Regions from separate parts of the Homo sapiens genome. Here all the other regions are linked to region 1. Evidence: chromatin contacts called from ENCODE Hi-C or POLR2A ChIA-PET data. All regions are on one chromosome and are shown on one strand. The core of a region is the stretch at or near the end of the contact, and the rest is flanking DNA. Distances in the headings are between cores, read along the strand shown.

Evidence for each region. Hi-C counts contacts between places; a loop is a spot of excess contacts on that map. ChIA-PET counts read pairs that join two places held with the same protein, here RNA polymerase II (POLR2A). Pooled maps may share reads with other maps.
Region 2: a map of CD8-positive, alpha-beta T cell shows a loop between it and region 1 (4-fold over the local background). The contact joins the promoter of LINC00426 here to the promoter of ALOX5AP in region 1. A Hi-C loop is called at or near these places in 7 of 168 maps with a recorded cell type or tissue (B cell, CD4-positive, alpha-beta T cell, CD4-positive, alpha-beta memory T cell and 4 more), 26 of 37 single-sample maps with no recorded cell type and 16 of 50 pooled maps. POLR2A ChIA-PET finds 5 or more read pairs at or near these places in 4 of 52 experiments (B cell, CD4-positive, alpha-beta memory T cell, CD8-positive, alpha-beta memory T cell and 1 more).
Region 3: a map of OCI-LY7 shows a loop between it and region 1 (14-fold over the local background). The contact joins the enhancer-like site here to the promoter of ALOX5AP in region 1. A Hi-C loop is called at or near these places in 1 of 168 maps with a recorded cell type or tissue (OCI-LY7), 4 of 37 single-sample maps with no recorded cell type and 9 of 50 pooled maps.
Region 4: a loop to region 1 is called in a pooled map, with 5 times the contacts of the local background. The contact joins the enhancer-like site here to the promoter of ALOX5AP in region 1. A Hi-C loop is called at or near these places in 10 of 50 pooled maps. POLR2A ChIA-PET finds 5 or more read pairs at or near these places in 2 of 52 experiments (CD8-positive, alpha-beta memory T cell and MCF 10A).

Annotation. Positions count from the first base shown.
Region 1 is chr13:30,734,171-30,736,917 of GRCh38, forward strand. ALOX5AP (arachidonate 5-lipoxygenase activating protein) reads left to right here and starts at 1,373. Exons shown (of 5, transcript NM_001629.4): 1 at 1,373-1,505. The coding sequence starts at 1,436. All of the region lies in intron 2 of LOC124903146 (a long non-coding RNA gene), which reads right to left.
Region 2 is chr13:30,372,572-30,375,318 of GRCh38, forward strand. LINC00426 (long intergenic non-protein coding RNA 426) reads right to left here and starts at 1,343. Exons shown (of 5, transcript NR_024464.2): 1 at 1,212-1,343.
Region 3 is chr13:31,073,517-31,076,263 of GRCh38, forward strand. No RefSeq gene overlaps it. Among named protein-coding and RNA genes, the nearest start is that of LINC01066, 79 kb to the left of the region's middle. Within about 2 kb of position 1,360, at least 4 of the 41 ENCODE cell types and tissues checked have a DNase peak (open chromatin) inside an H3K27ac peak, as active enhancers do; they include OCI-LY7, where a contact is called at or near this core.
Region 4 is chr13:30,394,170-30,396,916 of GRCh38, forward strand. No RefSeq gene overlaps it. Among named protein-coding and RNA genes, the nearest start is that of LINC00426, 22 kb to the left of the region's middle. Within about 2 kb of position 1,427, at least 40 of the 41 ENCODE cell types and tissues checked have a DNase peak (open chromatin) inside an H3K27ac peak, as active enhancers do.

The DNA of each region.
Region 1 (2,747 bases), core at 123-2,622:
TCTACAAAGTGCCCTAGGTACTCAGGGAGTACCCAAGTGTGTCATGACCAGCCCGACAGCCCTGGCTGCTGGCTTCCCCGCACACAACTCTGCACGCTGCCTTCATCAGCCTTTCTCTCTCAGCTGAACCGAGGGCATTGAAGCGGGCCTCTGGCACTGTACCTATGAGGGAGCAATATCTTCCCCTACACTGACCTCTTCCGTGCCGAGATGCAGCCCTCCCTGCTGCCACTAGTTACAGTGGTCCATGTTCCCTTTCAAAGTGAAGTTTTGATAAAAGCACCTCTTAACCAATGCCAAATAGCTAAGTCTGGGACAAAGATTGCAGGTATTTTGCATTTTCCATGTAACCTCAGAGGGATTGCCATTCACACTGATCTGAGCTGCAGAATACCAGGCAGCCACCTCACCCACCCAGCAGGTCCACTCTTATACTTTCTCAGAAAGCACAGCCACTCTACTCTTATTCAGTTGAAAAGAATTTCCAGGAAGGTGTTTCTGCGATTGCCTCAGAAAAGTCAGTTCCCTTTGGGAATTTCCCTTAGGGATCATCTGTAACTCCATTTCTGCCTTTTACCTGAATTCTTTGGTTTGGTTTGAATTCTTTGGTTTAATTTATGAATTCCCTTTATTACTTTTCTCTGAAGAAATGGAGATATCAGCTGTCCCTCCCCACTGCCATTTATTCCTTCCTTCATTCAAACCTTATGTGGCTGCTACTTACCGTGTGTTAAGTGTTCACTTTTTTTCTTGGAATTCAAAAAAAGAAGGACAGTATTTGGGGCACAGATCTTTTGGTGTTCTATACATTTTTTTAAAGTTTCATTTTACATTTGTGTGTGCGTGTGTGTGTGTGTGTGAGACAGTCTTGCTCTGTTGCCCAGGCTGGAGTGCAGTGGCATAATCATTGGCTCACTGTAGCCTCAAAGTCCTGGGCCCAAGCAATCTTCCCACCTCAGCCACCCAAAATGCTGGGGTTACAGGTTTATGCCACTCTGTCTGACCTGAAAGTTTTGGGTTTACTTTCCCTTCTTTCTCTTTGCTGAAGTCAGAGATGATGGCAGCTTCCAGATTCTCTGGTGCCTGTGCTGGGCTCGTGCTGGTCATGGTCTTGGGTCCAGGATTCATTCTGGAGACTCTCAGGGAAGTTTCCCATGACAAGGAAATGTAGGAGAGTGTGCTGGCTTTGCGTGCTCCTCTGCCAAGCCCTGCTTCTCCTGGTGGGACACACTGAACCACAGCCAGGGCATTTTGGTGGTTAGTTAAAAAAAAAAAAAAAAAAAAAAAAAGGAAGAAGAAGGCACTGTGTAATTGTGCCGGGGATCTTCAGAAATTGTAATGATGAAAGAGTGCAAGCTCTCACTTCCCCTTCCTGTACAGGGCAGGTTGTGCAGCTGGAGGCAGAGCAGTCCTCTCTGGGGAGCCTGAAGCAAACATGGATCAAGAAACTGTAGGCAATGTTGTCCTGTTGGCCATCGTCACCCTCATCAGCGTGGTCCAGAATGGTAAGGAAAGCCCTTCACTCAGGGAAGAACAGAAGGGGAGATTTTCTTTGATGGTTGTTTGGAAGTCAGGCTTAAACAATTGTGTCTGTGTGTGCGCATGCACAAACACTTTTACCTTATCTTTATTTTCTTCTTTTTATTTGAATGTATAGGGTTGTGTGTATTTCTGTGTAAATTTGGGGTTTTCCTCCTCTTAGTCTTTCACTTTTGTGGTGATTACCAGTCCCATTTTTAGAGCCAGGGCTGCAACTTGAAGGTTTTGCTAAAACCCTCACCGAAGTGTCTATGATCAGCATTTTAACTATTAATTAATGTGGCCAGGCAAGGGGTGGAAGGTGAGAAGACTAGAAAGGGAACATGATATACACATTTACTCAGATACTGGGCTTTTCTAACATCTGCAGTGCAATTGAAGTTACCAGTCATCTGCAGTCTAAAAAGAAAGTGATTTTGGGAGGTGCGTAGAAAAAATCATCTTATTATTTTTCCTCTATATTACTTTTTTCTTTTTTTCTCCTGAAGAAACTTTTTTTTTTGGTGATACCTTCTTTTTCTCTAGCACGTATAATTTTGGAAGCATTTTTCATATGCAGTGTATACTTCAGAAAGAGAGAGAGAGAGAGGAAAATTGTCCTGTTCAGCGTTTGCATTTCCATTATTCCTGCTATTAGTTAAAAACAACAACAACAACAAAAAACAAGCAGGATACCTAGATCTGGAAAAGGGAGAATTGTGTAGAGCTGTCTTCCTAAAGTTCTGAGTTAGGGCTGCCTCAGACCACTTTCATAACTATCTCCAGTGGCTTTGTGTTTTATATTTATTAAGATAGAGAAAAAAAGAGTAATTACTAAGGGCAGCTGCTGTAGCTTTATGGTGATTACTGAACATTGACATGCTGTCACGTTTTTGGAACTTTGAGTATTTAATCACTTTGGGATATTCTATTTTCCCCCATCTTGAGTGTGGACAGATGCTGGTGATGTAGCCTTCTGGGCACAGAGCAAGCCTCCCCCTCAGCCTCTGCACCAGAAAGGCTCAGCTTCACACACTCCAAGTATGTTTTCTACAAGAACTACACTTTGTGGCTTTCTGACCCAAACATTTTTATACTAAATTACACACAACAAAGTTGTAGCTCAGAGAGGGAACAAATGGCTTATTTAGGCCACCATTTTCTTGAGCCATTATGATTTCACACAGGGCTCCCTTGGCCCTGTAAATTGGCAAGGATTCCATTATTCA
Region 2 (2,747 bases), core at 93-2,592, 360 kb before region 1:
AGAACTATATAACAGCGATCCACAATACACCTGTTCATTTGTAGCATAATAGTTACACCTGCTCCCTGGGGCTTTTTTGAGATTTCAGTCTTTGGTGTAAGACACACATACACACATGTGCACACACAATGGTAAGCATGCATGCTCTTCAGCTTCAACCCTCAGTGCGCAGTAAAATAAAAAATATAGTTGAATCATCTGTCTCAGCCCCAGCTAGAGCCCACGTCTTCCAACATGAATTTTAAAATACCTTTTTGCCTTTTAAAATATGCTGTAGAGGCCGGGCGCGGTGGCTCACGCCTGTAATCCCAGCACTTTGGGAGGTCAAGGCAGGCAGATCACGAGGTCAGGAGATGGAGACCATCCTGGCTAACAAGGTGAAACCCCGTCTCTACTAAAAATACAAAAAAGATTAGCTGGGCGTGGTGGCAGGTGCCTGTTGTCCCAGCTACTCAGGAGGCTGAGGCAGGAGAATGGCGTGAACCCGGGAGGCGGAGCTTGCAGTGAGCCGAGATCGCGCCACTGCACTCCAGCCGGGGCAACAGAGCGAGATTCCATCTCAAAAAAAAAAAAAATGCTGTAGATGAGTTTTAGTTTATCCGGGTCCTTTGTAATTAATCTCTGCATTCATCATAATTGGAAGAAAAGCTCAAAGTAAGAAAATAGCTTTCCTCCAAGTTTATTGCAATCAGAGAAAAATACAATTTAAATGTTTTTGTTTCCCATTTCTGTTCCTTACATGCATTGTCTAGAGTGGTTCCTGGTCTATAAGCCAGTGGGTTGAGATACCTGACCAGACCACCTTTTCAACCCAGTTCTTTCTCCTCTTTGTATTTCTCCCATACAATACAGTATTGAATATTTCATAACCTATGGGTGTATGTTTTTGGCAATGTGGCTAAGTCAGGCAGCATTGAGGACTGTCCTGGTGACAGTCCGGTGCAGCCCTCACCCAGGCTCCCACATTCACACCCCTCCACTCTCCAGTGGGCTGTGTAAGTTAACGGCAAATAAATGGCCCAGAATGGCTTCCTGTTAGAGAAAAAAAGGGACAAAGACTTCTGCCCTTAAAACTCTGGTAACAAAAGTAATCTAGTGGAAATCAACATTACTAGGAATATCCTATGATTTTGGTGGTGTTGAGTTCAAAGACAGCATGGCCGAATTGTGACCATCCACCCAGTCACATGAGGCAAAAACCCAGGCCCTACCTGTGTCCTGACCTCCAGCTTCCTCCCCACGGCCAGTTGGTTAGAACGTGTAGGGAGTGTACCTCTCCCAGCCGTGGAATCCCCTCACCATCTTCACCCCTTCCCCACCTTCAAAGACTTTCATGGCCGAGTGTGGTCTGACCACACTTGATCCAAAGCCCTTCCTCTGAGCTCTCAGCTCCACGTCACAACCTCGTGACCACGTGCCTCTCACTGTCATGTGCTTAGATATGTGTGTGTGTGTCCACCTCACCACACACTGTGAGATCCTTGAGGGCACGTTGTCTCTTTCATTTCTGTGTCTCCAGTGCCTAAAATGGAAAGTGCTCACTTACTAAATAAATATACAATATAAAAAATAATTTTTATCCCTTGTCCCATTTGAGATGGAAAATGAGTAAAGTTTACAAGTATTAATATAGTCAGCATCCCACTAAGACCACACAGACACTGAGATGAGCAGAGGATGCTGAGGAGCAAATGCAAAATAAACTATGAGAACTGTGACAGCTTCCAGTGCTCTTCATTATAAATATCAGCAATTGCTAATATCCAATAACATGTCACACACTCTACATTAAATCATCACAAGTCTCTAAGGCAGGTGTTAGTTTTCTCTTTGTACAGCCCAAGAAGCTGAGACAAGAGTCACACAACCAGCCAATAGAGAGAAAAGATTCAAACCCGGAGACCTTCTGTCTCTAATCCCACCCTCCTCCCACTGTCTCCTGCTGCCTCTCTGTTTCAAAGCTTGGCTCTGAGACTATGAGCACTGCCAAAATTTTACAACAGTTTGCGTATGTCATGGTCTGCAAAAGCTGTGGATGGCACTGTGGTGGCAGCCTCAATAGAAGGCTGAGACTACTTACCAGAGGGAGGATTTCCTGAGCTCCGATCACACCTGCTCTTTGTTCTCTCTCTGTCTGTCTCTCTGTGTGTGTCTCTCTCTCTCTCTCTCTCTCTCTCTCTCTCTCTCTCTCTCTCTCTCAATACAGACAGGGTCTCACTCTATTGCTCATGCTGGAGTGCAGTGGCGTGATCATAGCTCACTGCAGCCTCAAAGTCCTGGGCTCAAGTGATCCTCCTGCTTCAGTCTCCTGAGTAGCTGGGACTACAGGCATGCACCACCAGGCCTGGCTAATTTATTTATTTTTATTTTAATTTTGTAGAGACAAGGTCTCGTCCCTTCCCCAGACTGATCTCGAACCCCTGGGCTCAGGAGATCCTCCCACCTCGGCCTCCCAAAGTGCTGGGATTACAGATGTGAGCCACCACTCCTGGCCCACACCTACTCTTTATCCTCAACCCACACCCCCAGGCTCAAACTCAAAAGGAAGGAGCAAACCCTAGAAGCTGCGTAAAACACACCTTGACCTAAAATGTGCTCATGACCAGGCAACTTGACTACATATTCTCCTCGACCTACGGTGGAGTGACATCCCTATAAAAGCCATTGTAAATTGAAAATATTGAAAGTCTAAAATGCTTTGAATACACCTAACCTATCGAATATCAGAGCTCAGCCTCGCCTCCCTT
Region 3 (2,747 bases), core at 110-2,609, 340 kb after region 1:
TGGTGATAGAAGAAACCAACAATTGCATAGAGAGCTCTGCAGTCAGGAAGTGCTTTCAAGTGCTTTTGTTTATTTAATGCCAGAATCTCTGGCTTCATTTTTGTTATTAATGAACATGAAAGGGGATGTGTCTTGGTCAAGTCCATAGATAAACCAGGGCTGGGCCTTGAGTGTCTTCCTACCTGCAAATCTGAACAGGGTTCTGTTTTGTGACAACAGATCCGTGGGTTCCCATCATACTGTGGATGCAAAGAGGTAAGAGACAGGGAAGGGCAGGCAAGAGAGTCTCCAAGATCCACCTCGAATCATGAAAAGTGAAAGTCTGAGCTTTGAGGGAACACACTCATCTCACTGCCAACCCTGTGGGGAGCTCTGGGCCTATGACTGTGGAGGTGGCATCTGGGCTGGCCCTGATGCTATAAGCCACAGTGGACAGTCAGCATCACCCTTCCACCAGGGCCCCAGTTTCTGAAGACTTACCTGCTGGTTACTGTGCTGGGGATCTGACTCGCCTTGAATCTGCTCTAGGTTTCCATGGTGATTACTTAAACTTTTCATCATCCTTCCTTTAGACCTTGGAGGAGAGCTATGCTCTCTGGTTTCCATGACAACCATTTAACCATGTGTCTCTGTCTGGCTGTTTCAGAAAAGAACTGCTAGAAATCATGCAAATGAACTAGCTGCTCTCTCCTTCCTTTAAGAAAATAAAAATAAAGTGACACACCTGCTTAGAAGTTTCAGATCTCTGCTCATAACAAGAAGGGTGACTGTGTCAAACTGCTGTTTGAGGAAGGTTTATTGCATTGCTTTGACACTTTAAGTGCTCACCCGGAGTCTCAGGCTGACTCTGCTGTCTTAAGCAATTACACTCACCACTTATCCTCCCTCCCCACTGCCTGGCAAATGAAGAGCTGCAAGTTAAAGGCTGTTTACCTTCCTACTGTTTGTTGAAGGAGAAAGGGAAGGACAGGGCCAGAGTGACCAGCCAGTCACCCTACCCAACTAGCCATTCACCACTGTGGAAAGATGCCACAGACAGCATAGTTGTTACCTCCGGTCACTGTCAATAGACTGGCCAGGGGTGGTCCAAGACTCAGATTGCAGCCCCAAATTATGTGGAAATCACACACGTGAGTCATTGGGAAATGACTTGACGCTCTCTATCAGAACTCATGGAAGAAAGAGCAGCCCTTCTTGAGGTCAGGTCTTTGGGCCAGTCAGAGAGCTCAGGAGAAGTAGAAAGATGAGATATCCTGCTTCAGTTTGGACAACTGTCCCCTCCAAATCTCATGTTGAAATTTGATCCCCAATGTTGAGGTAAAGCCCAATGGAAGGTGTTTGGGGCATGGAGGAGGAGCCCTCATGAGTGGCTGTGATGCCATCTTCACAGTAAAGAGTGAGTTCTCACTCAATTAGTTCCTGTGAGATGTGATTATACAAGAGAACCTGGCACTGCCTCCTCTCTCTTGCTTCCTCTCTTGCCATGTGATCTCTGCACACACTGATTCCCCTTTGCCTTCTGCCAAGAGTGGAGGCTGCTTGAGGTCCTCACCAGGAGCAGATGCTGATGCCATGCTTCACATACAACCTGCAGAACTAGGAGCTAAATAAGCCCCTTTTATTAATAAATTATACAACCTCAGTTCTTCCTTTGTAGCAACACAAACAGACTAAGAGAGCACCCTTTCCCCTTCCTGGACACATCCTTGAACTACAGTATAGTGACATGCCCCTAAACCCAGGGTCCCAAGAGGCAGCATGAGCTAAGGCAGCCATGGATAAGCACAGTATTTAAAACATGTTTTGTTTTGTTTTTTTTGAGACGGAGTCTCGCTCTGTCACCCAGGCTGGAGTGCAGTGGCATGATCTCGGCTCACTGCAAGTTCCGCCTCCTGGGTTCACGCCATTCTCCTGCCTCAGCCTCCCGAGCAGCTGGGATTACAGGTGCCTGCCACCATGCCCAGCTAATTTTTTGTATTTTTAGTAGAGACGGGGTTTCACCGTGTTAGCTGGGATGGTCTCGATCTCCTGACCTCGTGATCCACCTGTCTCAGCCTCCCAAAGTGCTGGGATTACAGGCGTGACCCACCGCGCCCAGCCTTAAAACATGTTTTGAAACCGGGTAATATTTAAAGTTCTGGAACTTTCTAACAAAAATAGAGACTTCCCACTAATCTTGAAAATTAAGCAGATCTGTGTTAGAGTTCTATTTGACAAGGGTCTACTGGATGGAGCTGCACTCATCCTTCCAGATTAAGCATACATTCACTCTGGTTGAACTTTTCTATTTATTTATTTTAAAAAAATTTAGAGAGAGGATCTTGCTCTGTTGCCCAGACTAGAGTGCAGTGGCATGATCATAGCTCATTGCAGCCTCAAACTTCTGGGCTCAAGTGATCCTCCTAACTCAGTCTTCCAAGTGGCTGGGACTGCAGGCATGAACAACCACACCCAGCTAATTTGTTTCATTTTTTGTAGGGACACGGTCTTGCTATGATGTTGCCCAGGCTGGTTTTGAACTCTTGGGCTCAAGCTATCCTCCTGCCCAGCCTCCCAAAGTGCTGGGATTATAAGTGTGAGCCACTACACCTGACTGAAACTTCCTAAACAGAAAATTCTTCTCCATGATTCCTGAAAAATATTTGGACTGGTAACTTGTAGTAACATGCACAACACTCAAACAAAACCAATTATCCCTCAACTCATAGCTGAAGTCACACATGATGGAAGAGAGTTCTTATCTAGGG
Region 4 (2,747 bases), core at 177-2,676, 340 kb before region 1:
TTATATTCTCTTCCTTCCAAATTACATAAGCTTCAGGACCTACGAAACCTAGATTCACCCCTTTGGCTCACATGCTCTTATTTTAGCTTTTTTTTTTTTTTTTTGAGACGGGGTCCCACTCTGTCACCCAGGCTAGAGTGCAGTGGCGCAATCTCAGCTCACTGCAACCTCTGCCACCCGGGTTTGAGCAATTATCTTGCCTCAGCCTCCCGAGTAGCTAGGATTACAGGCACACACCACCATGCCCAGATAATTTTTTTTGTATTTTTAGTAGAGATGGGGCTTCACCATGTTGGCCAGGCTGGTCTCGAACTCCTGATCTCAGCCTCCTAAAGTGCTGAGATTACAGGCGTATTTTAGCTTTTTGAAGAGGGTAGGATGGAGAAAAAGATGAAGAGGGAGAAAACCAAACTTCCTAACTAAATTTTGTGAAATAATTATATTTCAGTGACACAGTGAAATTCTTTGTATGGTTGTTCTTTCTGAAAAGAGCGAAATGAAATAGGATTGAGAATCCTGACTATACCAATAGATTTTCTTTTAAGGCTGCGTCTGTTCTGCAGTGTTTGGGTAAAGCACTTTCTGTGCATTGTGAAATAAAACACGCCTAGATTGTTAAAAAAAAAAAAAAAAGGCTGTCAATTTTCCGTTAAAGCCTTTTATCTGTACTTTACCCCTTCCCTCCAGCAGATTCTAAACTCTTCATTCACACCCACTATTGTCACTTCCACACTAAATTAAACAAACTCAGTTCGATCACTGCAGTTTTTGGAAGCACAAAGTAACACTATACAAGTTAGAGAAAGTGAAAGAACTTCTTTCTAAATTCAAACGGCTGAACAAGGAAACATTCAGGTAGGCAGAGTCCTTGCAGTTTCTGTTCTTACCACAGAAAAACTTAAAGAAGCCACATTCTGGATGTTGTTTTTCATGTTAACAAAAAGTCCAGACGGACCCCATAGCTCACAGTGCTTCTTCTCACCCCTCGCCCCTCCCCAAACTCCATCGACCCAGAAGCATTAATTTCATAAGGAAGAGAAAACTTGGCTTTCTACTAAATTCAGCTCTGAATTCAGCCCTCCATTTCCCAAGGGCTAGGACCCAGAGCCAAGTCAGCCCGCCCCTCCCTCTCGCTCCCAGACCTGAGCTGCGGATGCTGCAGCCCAGCACTCCTCCAGGTTTGGAAAAGGCGGCTACGCTGGGCAAGTTTGGAAAGTTCTGGGAGAAGAGCGAAAGGAGGGAGTGTGTGTTGGCTCTTTTCCTTTCCTTGGAAAGCACTTAACAAGAATGACACCCTACCCCCACATCAAATGCCTTCTCTTGCAGTCCTGGTTGTTTTATAAAAACTGAGTTCGTGTCTTTAATGCCAGGATTTTCTTCCTGGTAGTAAGCATTGGCTAATGATTGCCAGTCGGCTTCTGCGTCTGTGTGCCATGTGACCTGGACACGTGACTTGGAGCCGGCTGTGGTTGTTACTTGTATTTGAATAAGAAGATCAAGCTTATTATTGCAGTAAAAGCCTGTGGGACTTGTCTGTGCAACGTGATTCCCCAGGCGGGTTACACAACGCACCGTACAGCCTCGTCTTCCAGAGGCTCCAGTTGTTTCGTAAGGTAAAACAAACACGATTTTATATTTTCCAAAGTGAAAGTCCATTTTCCCCCTGGAAAGTGTCTGATGATCCTGGAAAAAGATGAAGCCTAGTTTCTCCAAACCCTGTTAGTCCCCTTGGTACAGTAAGGTAGAACTACTGCCCAGCACACAATTAGAGAAAAAAAAACAAATCCAGTCTCCTTTTCAAATAAAGATTTAGGATTGACGTTAGAGAAAAAAACATCCAGTCTCCTTTTCAAATAAAGATTTAGGATTGATGTTAGAGAAAAAAACAGATCCAGTCTCCTTTTCAAATAAAGATTTAGGATTGATGTTAGAGAAAAAAACAGATCCAGTCTCCTTTTCAAATAAAGATTTAGGATTGATGTTAGAGAAAAAAACAGATCCAGTCTCCTTTTCAAATAAAGATTTAGGATTGACGTTACCTTTTACTATTTCCCCTTCTCCCTTCCTAAAAAGTCTTCAAGATATGCTCTTATCTACCTATAAAGAATTTACACTAAAAATGACGTTTTTAAATTTAAAATTTAAATGGCACGTTCATTTTGCGATTTTTTTCCCTTAGATTTCTACAACATTAATAGTTAAATTTTTATTGTCCACATACCCTGTAAAAGAGACATCAGAAGGATTCATCTTTTTGTAGGTGAGAAGAGCTGGATGTTCCCTTCAGGTTAGGATGTATGCGTGCATATATATATGCAAATATATGCAGATTTACCCCAGGAGGGCTTTTCCACGACCAAGAAGGTGACATCTTTACCATGCATGTTTTAATACTTTCCCCACCCCAATGCTGAAGAAGCCCTGCTATAATTTGCTTTCTTCTGCCTCTAAGGGTGATGACTCAACTACAGAGGCAAGATCAGGGAGGAACAATAGCTTTGGTTATCTCTAATGAGCGATCCAATAACCATCAAACCAGTGAGTTCTCTCAGCCCAAGGCTGGCGCCTCTGTGTGGAACCGCAAAGGGCACTTTTCTTTCTTTCTTTTTTTTTTTTTTTTAACTTTTATTTTAGGTTCAGGGGTACATGTGCAGGTTTGTTACACCGGCAAACTCATGTCACAGGGGTTTGTTGTACAGATTATTTCGTCATGCAGGTACTAAGCCTAGGACCAATTAAACATTAAC